2 separate regions of the Homo sapiens genome follow, and region 1 is linked to region 2. The links are chromatin loops, found by intact Hi-C in ENCODE. Cell type or tissue: endothelial cell of umbilical vein. All regions are shown on one strand. Each heading gives the region's core, and the rest is flanking DNA. Links, peaks and the distances in the headings are about the cores only.

What was found. A loop is a pair of places that touch in the nucleus more often than their neighbours do. Peaks named below come from ENCODE experiments on the same cell type or tissue, not always from the same donor. Only the 100,000 strongest peaks of a DNase experiment are listed, where the experiment ranks them.
Region 1: it touches region 2 in a loop (3-fold over the local background); 1 of 110 quality-filtered maps calls a loop at or near these places.

Annotation. Positions count from the first base shown.
Region 1 is chr1:85,626,618-85,631,011 of GRCh38, reverse strand. LOC112268231 (a long non-coding RNA gene) reads right to left here. Exons shown (of 2, transcript XR_002958331.2): 1 at 3,204-4,394; 2 at 1,290-2,891. LOC107985057 (a long non-coding RNA gene) reads left to right here and starts at 34. Exons shown (of 2, transcript XR_001738127.2): 1 at 34-1,422; 2 at 2,070-4,394. In endothelial cell of umbilical vein, for the core only: no CTCF peak of the experiment used is centred there; a DNase peak (open chromatin) is centred at 1,881; H3K27ac peaks cover 2,244 bases.
Region 2 is chr1:85,445,969-85,450,362 of GRCh38, reverse strand. The region is part of intron 1 of DDAH1 (dimethylarginine dimethylaminohydrolase 1); the gene reads left to right. Among named protein-coding and RNA genes, the nearest start is that of DDAH1, 17 kb to the left of the region's middle. In endothelial cell of umbilical vein, for the core only: no CTCF peak of the experiment used is centred there; a DNase peak (open chromatin) is centred at 1,792; H3K27ac peaks cover 2,874 bases.

The DNA.
Region 1 (4,394 bases), core at 272-4,271, 180 kb before region 2:
GTTTCACTATGTTGGCCAGGCTGGTCTCGAACTCCTGATCTTGTGATCTGCCTACCTCGGCCTCCCAAAGTACTGGGATTACAGGCGTGAGCCACTGCGTCCGGCCTGGACTATGGTTTTTAATCACTTCATGTTCTCATCATTCTTTTTTGATGTAATATTCAAATGTCCTTGTACCGTTTAAAGCTTTGTGTCTGGAACATAACTTAATATATTTGAAAGGTAGAATTAAGCTGGCGCTATCCACCATTTGTCCTGGACCTTATGTTTCCATTAAAGCAGCCTGAGATCACCACATCCCATGGTTGACCATTAAGTGGCAGCATCCATCTTTTTTTTACCATCATTCCATAGTTAACTGGCTGATTACTGAACCTCAGTTCAAAATTCCTAATTTATTCTTAATCCTTTTTATCATTCCAGTCTGTTGAGATTTTTGGGGGGATCTTGTTTCTATCAGCCAATTTATTAAATCTGAGAATGGTAGAGCATGAGGGCTTCTCTAGAAATGTAGCTAAAGTAACTTCAGGATACACAAAAATGTAGAAAGTGAATGAAGCAGTAACCTTATGGAACCTAGTACTCAAGAGATTGATATAGACTGAAAATATTAGTGAGCTTAATATGGATCAAGGAGAGATTAAAAGATATTTAGGAAATTATTCAACTTTTAAATACAGTGTCCTAACCTTGTCCTGACAACACCACTGAGTATCCTCACTGACATACCTCAGAACAGAAACTGCGCAAACCAACACATGCAAGGTCATAACGGACACTCTAGCCTTCATAGGCAAGGTGGCCTTGCCTGATCTGGTTATGGTCAGGCAAGAGGTCTTTTTTTTTTTAATTAAATACTTATTTTTTAACATGCAGGAAAACAGCTGGCTTCATGCTCCATGAAATATGTAGCTTCAGTTGAATTCTCTTTTTTTAGAAGAATTTTTAGATCCAGTACTTTGTTTTCTTTATCGGTGAAAGAGCAATCAATGCCTAGATATCTATCTATGAGCCCAAACTATAATGACTCTCAAAGACTCCCAGATTTATACCTTCTGGTGACCCCATGATTTATAGTAACTCATCCACTCCTGCCATTCTATGGGCTTTCACTGCTGCTTTATTGAAACAGGAGTACTGACAGAAACTTTATGCACTTGGAGGTTTTTAGGCTATTTAATTAGTCACTCATTTCTAGATCTTCAAAGGGCTGTATGTGTGTGTGTTTGCATGTGTGTGTGTTTTCTCGTTAGTCACACTGGCTCTTGTTGGATTTGTGTGTGTTTTTGTTTGTTTGTTTTTTTTTTTTTCCATTTGCACAAGGTCACATTCAGAGCTCTTCCTCCCTTAGGAGAGGTTGCACATTCGTCACTTCATCTGCCTCCCATTTCCTCCAGTTGGGATCACACAGCCCTTCCTGAGGTATTACCATTTTTCCATTTCTTCTTTGCTCCCTCCTTTCTTTTAATAACTCTGGGAGACAGGGAGGCACCTTGTAAAGTTAATTTCCTCCAAAGCTTTCAAAGCAAAGGCATCTCCCAGCCCAGACACCACCACCCCTCTCCACCCCTCAGTGACGGCGCACACCCCTCCTCACAGCCTTAGTCACTCTGGGCTGTGCCCGCCACCTAGGACTCACCAGGCCCCAGCTCTGTCAGGCACAGTGAGTTCCTCTGTCCTGTAGCTCTTAGGTCTGGGGTGGGAACTCTAGATAAGAAGAGTCTCCTCATTTATCTCCTTGGTGCCTTCCTCTCCCTTTTCACTTCCTAACTGTGCTCCCCTGCTTTCTGCTTCTCTCTGGTACTTTCAGGACTCATGGGTTGGCCGCCTGCCTGTACCAGGGATGGCATTTCCTCTTCAAAGGCCTGCGGCTGCAGCCACCCAGCTCTACCAAGCACACAAACCTTTGGAATTGCTGTGGCTTTGCTGCCTGCCTACTTGGAAAGCAAGAGCTGTTTTTTAAACACCCCTTTGGTTTCTTGGGGCAAAGCTTTTCTCAATCCTATTTTATTTATGCGAACATGATCTGTGGCTTTTGAATGTTTGCTTTTGAATGTTTGTGTTAACAGACTAAGCTGAAAGCGTTTCCTCTCACCGGAGAGAGGGCCCTGCACAGCTGGGGGCCAGGCTGCTCAGCTCAAGCAAAAGCTGTCCCAAGAGGAACAAGTCACCAGCCAAGGAAGTCTGGAAGCTCAGAGAGGAATTCATTGAGGCCTTTACGGGCAGCAGCGGTCAGAACTAGGATCATAGACTGGGCCATGAAGCTCGGTAATTTATTTGATTAATAGGAAGGACTAGACCGGAGACACCTAGATTTTTGCAAATATATTTTTCAAATTGTGCATATATTTACTGAAACTCTGTGTGGTTTTCAACAGCTTGGGTGTCTAATCTTTCGCCCCATATTCCCAGCCTTCTAAAGCACTCCTGGCAGTATTAAGAACTGGCCGGGCATGGTGGCTCACACCTGTATCCCAGCACTTTGGGAGGCTGAGGCGGGTGGATCACAAGGTCAGGAGTTCAAGACCAGCCTGGCCAACATAGTGAAACTATGTTTCTACTAAAAATACAAAAAATAATTAGCCAGGCCTGGTGGCAGGCACCTATAATCCCAGCTACTTGGGAGGCTGAGGCAGGAGAATCACTTGAACTCGGGAGGCAGAGGTTGCAGTGAGCTGAGATCACGCCACTGCACTCCAGCCTGGGTGACACAGTGAGACTCTATCCCAAAAAAAAAAAACAAAAAAAAACTTCAGAACTTGGTTGATCCTTGAATCATTTATCTGTAGGTGACCTGTCATCTGAAAGTGTGGCAGAGTTTTTCAGCAGCCTATTAATGTGCTTCTGGTATATGTCCTTCTTCGTCTTCTTTCTCCCTGGTACCTAGGGCACTTCAGATGGGAACAGAAATAAAGACTCAAAGTACAATCTTTCCATATCCAATGACTGTATAATTTAGCCCTAGGGTAAGGAAGACAGCCAGGAGAGGGGCAAGTAGGACCAGAGAGGACTGGGTAGAGGGAGTGGGGTCCTTAAATCTGCCATGAGGAATAAGGAATAGAGTAGAAGGGACTCAGTCAGGGCTGGGCTGTCTTTAAAGGTAAGCTCCACCTTACCACCATCACCACCCCATACCCTGTGCAGTCCTGGGTCCAGTGGCCCTGCATATCTCTAAGCCCTTGAAATAAAGGTGGGCAACTTACCTGGACAATTTATATGAGGATATGGGTATGATGAGGAATACCTCTGCCTCCAAATAAGATGGAACTAATTAGAGCTAGTTGGGAATCTTTCTACAAGCTGGGCCAAATGATGGATCCACCAGGAAGGCTGTCTCAGTTATTAACCTTCTTAAATGTAGGGACTGGTTGTTGTTGAAGACTATAAAAAGCTGCAATAGAAGAGAAAAATTAATGTAGTGGTCCGTGGAATACAGAAGTCACAGTTTTTGAGGCAAAATATTCCGGAGTTTCTTCATTTAAAATATGTAAGTCCAGTGTTGATATCCCTCTCTGTTCAATCTGTACTCTCCTTGGGCAGTGTCTTCTAACTCCTTGGCCTTGTAGCCACTGGTGACTTCACATGCTGGATCTCTCTCCTGAGCTTCAGATTTAGACAGTCTACTCCATACTTGACATGAGAATTGCACATGTGCTCAGACTGACCCAAAGGTAATTCATCCTTTACTCTGCTTGCCCTCTAGCCAAGGCCTCTTGGGTTACCCATTGTAGTCACCATTTACTTGGTCACTCATGCCAGAAAAATCAGTTATCTTTGACTCTTTTCTTTCCTGTACTACCACCACTCCCCCTACCCCACCCCATTCATTTTGCCTCAGAAATATCTCTTCATTCTGTCCACATCTCTTTATCTCTTTGGCCACCAAACTAGTCCAGGCTACCATCTTTTTTTTTCATCTAGCTACTACACTGGTCCTCTGACTGGCCTCTTGGCCTGGTTCATTTCTCCTTGCAGTCCATTCTCTATATACCAGTTTGCATAATGTGTCTAAAAATATGATCTGATCATGTTTCTTGCCTGCCCAAAAGCTTTGAGTGGCTTCCTATTGCATTTCAGATAAGATCTAAAGTCCAACTCCAGCCTTGCTTGCTCCTTCCAGCCTCACCAGGGCAGATATGTCTTTCCACTTCACTTTTGTTTCCTCAGCACCTAGAACAATGTCTAGCACAGGGTTGCCATCCATAAATAGTGGTTGCATAGAAGAATGAATGAACACATGAAACACAGGATTTCTATGCATTTGAGGAGAATTAAGGAGAATGGAGAATGAGTGAAAGTCAGTATGAAAACCTCTCAGTTCTTGTTCTAAGACTAAAATGTTTTGATTCCAGGACTGGCAGAGTTCAATATACTTGAGCAAGCATTATACAAAC
Region 2 (4,394 bases), core at 186-4,185:
TAGCAAGGTGAACTTGGCCAAAAAAACTTTTGATACAGGTTTGTCACCTGTAAGAAAGGGTGACACTACTTTTATTTATTCAACAGGCAATTGTTGTTTAGTGCCTACTACATGCAAAACATAAAGTAAACAAATATGATGCCTGCCCTCATGGAGCCTGTAGTTTAATTGGAGAGATAAGCATGAAATAAATAATCGCAAATATATGTGTAATTAAAAATACCAGTAAGTGTCCTAAAGAAAAAACGCAACTTGTCTCATAAAGTTGTAAAATGTCAATAAGAGACCTTACTTGCAAAAGACCTGAGTATCAGCTTTTAGATGAGACCGGTGTTACCTGTGTTGCAGAGGAATTAGTGGATTACCCATGCTGTTGCTCCTGTTTGTATACCTCTGATTTTATTCTTAGGAATATTCCCTCTCTCTGCTGGAAGGGACAAGAATCCTGCCCCTGTACTCCAGCACCATGGGCACCTGCTTCTGGCCAGCTCTGACTTCTTGACCCTGTAGTCTACCTCTCTCTCCAGTACAAACACACCTCTTCTCCACCTCCCAACTTCATCTGCCACCTGTTCCTGCTGCCATGCTTTCCAGAGATCCAGCCCCACCTGCTTGGACTTTCACCCACCACACATGCATCTCCGTTGTGCTTCATGTAGTTTTCAGGTTCAGAGACCCCTTCCAGTGTTATACACCTTCTCCCAGCTAATCCTTCACCCGCAATAAACAACAGCAGTATCGTTTATCCTGTATTTACTGGGTGCCAGCACTTTAAATCCATCATTCTCTCTAGCTGTCTTGGCCCCCTTCCAAGCCCTGGAAGCCATCTGGCTATTAGAAGAAATAAAGTGTCCCTTGTTCAATAGGTCTGTTGGTCAGCCTCATCATTCTGCTGATGGCCCTACCCCACCATGACTCTTATTCATTTCATATGCTCAGGTAGTGCCTTGGTTCCATTAACTGGGTTTACATCTTGACCCCTTTTGTTGGTTTCCTACCTAGATTCCCTGCAAAAGACCCCAAGGCTGACCTCTAGTCCTCATATGAGAGAATCTCTCAAACATACTGCTATGTCCTCTTGGTGCCATGTTCTGCCAACCTTCTCATATGTCTGCATTGGGCCAGACACCAACCTGCCTTATGCTGGCCTGTGCCCTCAGCCTAGCCCCTTCTGTGGGGGCCCCTGATGCCAGCTGCCATTCTGAGTCTTCTTTGTTTTGCCCAGAGTCGGAACCATCCCTGGTCACTGGCCTTGTGCTATTGGGCCATTTTACTGACGGGACTCAGAACCAATGTGTGCTTTTATATTTTAAAGTATTTACTAGATTTAGCCTCTTAGGAAGTTTGAGGTACGATAACTTGACTGAGGCACACCCTTAACTTTGTCTCTTTCCCCTTCTCCTGTAGTAACTAGCTATATAGCTTATCAATTAAATGCTACTTTTCTGTCTCAGTTTAACAAACTTGTTCTTGGAATGCTCACTAAACTGAATCTAGTCCAATTTTGTAAAATTTGTAAAATTCTTTGCTGGCAGAAAAGAAATTTCACTGTGTTTAATTAAACAGATTAAAATGTGATTTTCTCAATTGTCAAAACTGTTTTTGATAGATTTCCTGTGTTTCGTGGGGTTTTTTTATAAAAGAAAAATTATTCACATTATTGTAATTCCATATTATGTAGAACAGGAACAAAGGAAGTGATGCAGATCCTTTGGCAGAAAGGTCATTTGAGTCACTGGAGTGTCCTGAACCATAGGGGAATTAGAGCTCCTATTGATGGGATGCAGAGCACATTTCTTCAGATTAAGACACCGCTCATTTATGTGGATGTTTTTCATCTGAATATTTGTGCCAAAGGAGAGCAACAGAGGGATACTCACTTGTAAACAAAGGGGGGTGGTACAAGGAGGAAATGAATACTTCATAGAACTCTAAAATAAACCAACCAGATTTTCAGAACCTCTCACTCTTAATAATTCCTGCCATTCCTTATCTCTTAGAGCAGAGATGATTGAGAGAATTAAAGAGTAGGCTTAGTAATGGTGAAAACACAAATTCTGATTGGTAATCCAGGATAACAACTTCAAAGTAATAGACCTTGGTGTTCTAACATAGGGGTGTCCGATCTTTCGGCTTCCCTGGGCCACATTGGAAGAAGAAGAATTGTCTTGGGCCACACATAAAATACTCTAACACAATAGCTGATGAGCTTAAAAAAATCACAAAAAAATCTCCTAATGTTTTAAGAAACTTTACAAATTTGTGTTGGGCCGCATTCAAAGCCGTCCTAGGCCACATGTGGCCCATGGGCCATGGGTTGGACAAGTTTGTTCTAACAAGAAAGGATGATGAAGATGCTGGCTCCTGACTACAATGGGTGGATATTTACTGCTGAACACACAGCACTGTATAGGGTCTCCAAGGCCTCCATGTCATCCTTGGGTTAATTAAAATAAGGGATGAATTTAGGGATGCAGCCGGCTCCTCTTTCTGATGATTCAGCGTGAAGGAAGAGGGTAGTTTTGCAGAGAAGAAATCCTTCCAGTGTTTCTGTCAAGGATTAGCCTGTTGATGAGGAAATTCAGACATCAAAGGTCAGTGTAGCTTTTGGTTAACATTTTGCATAATTCAGACTGACTAAACTTACAATTCCTGGTAACTCCATTTGAATCTTTGGCAAGCCTTGGAAGTAAACGGGAGCTACCTCCAGGCTCAGACTAGCAATCATATTACTAGGTCAATGATTTTACATTCTAGTCAGATTCCTTTAGGTTGCAAATAACTGAAACATATTCCTGCAAGAAGGAGGAGGAAGATTGTAAGGATAGACTCAAATAGAAACCACAGAATCATTAGGGACATGAAGTCTCTCTTTCTACTCATGCCATCTCTTCTCACTGTCCACTTGCTTCATTCAATTCTCTGGTTTATCTTAAGCTTCCTTGTGGCCCACTCGAGTTTACTTCATATTCCTGTAACTTAGCTGCTGTGGCTTTCTGACTCAGATTTCCAGTTTCTCAACTTAAAATGTTTAAATGGAGAGCCTCATGGGCCCATGCTAATTTTTTGATGCAGGCAACCAAGTGATATATAGCTGGCCAGCCTATAAATAGACTGAATTCAGTTCAGGTGCCCAGCTCTGGTTCAACCAGATGTAGCTTCAGAGGCCAAGATCAGAGTGGGTTTGCTTAGAGCAGCAGGCATATTTTTGCATATAAATAGGCAGGCAGTGATTGGTGTCTCCTGTGTAGCTGACCTCCTCATGCTAATAAATGAATCCAAACACTGACCTGTCATGAAAGAAAGAGTGCCTTGTGTGGGGAAGCCACATTCTGATCTTTTATTCCATTGAGTTTTAAAATTCAATGATGACCACCTTTCTTTCTTCCTGTTGAAAGGTGGCCTGTCCTATATCCTTTCAGTGAGACACACGTCTCTCCTATCCTAGGTGAAATTTAAGTATAATGTAAAATGCTGTTGCTGCAGGAATAGTGTACATCAGGAAGAAAAGGGGCAAATAGGAAGAGAGAAGGAGAAGAAGAAAGGAGGAGGAACTAACTGGAAATGAAATCCTCAGTTTCTACCCAGAAACTTGATACATCTCCATGACACTAAGCCATATGCTAGAGGATTGGGGGAGGGGTGGCAGGAGAATTGAGGGAGAGGGAGAGGAAGGGAGGTGGGATTGAAACAAGGGGGCAAATAACAGGAAGGAAAGGATTTTGGATATTAGGCCTCAAAAGGTAGAAATTCCACCTTGATGTCTTTGGCGTGATGTTGCCAAAGGATAGGACTTGGAATGGACATGATCAAGTGGGCCAGGTGGGTTTTCCATTTTCCTTTTTCCTGAAAGCCCACCAGTAGACAATTGATATGGTTAGGCCTTATGTCCCTACCAAAATCTCATCTTAAATTGTAATCCTCATAATCCCCACATGGCAAGGGAGAGACCAGGTAGAGGTAATTGAATCACGGGGGTGGTTTTCCCCATGCTGTTCTCATGATAGTCAGTGAGTTCTCATGAGATCTGATGGTTTATAAGGGGCTCTTCCCCCTTTACTCGGCACTTTTCCTGCCTTCTTGTGAAGAAGTTGCCTGGCTTCCCTTTCAGCTTCTGCCATGATCGTAAGTTTCCTGAGGCCTCCCTAGCCATGTTGAACAGTGAGTCAATTAAACCTCTTACTTTTATAAATTACCCAATCTCAGGCAATTCATAGCAGTATGAAAGCAGACTAATACAACAAGTCCATGAGCAATTGCTGGGGCGGTACAGCTCACAGCATGAATGTCTCAACTTCTGACATGCCACAGTCAGACATGCACCAGAAAATAAGTGTCTGGCTGTTCCTGATGTCCTTACTGGACTGTAATATTTTGAATTTGCCATTCTAACA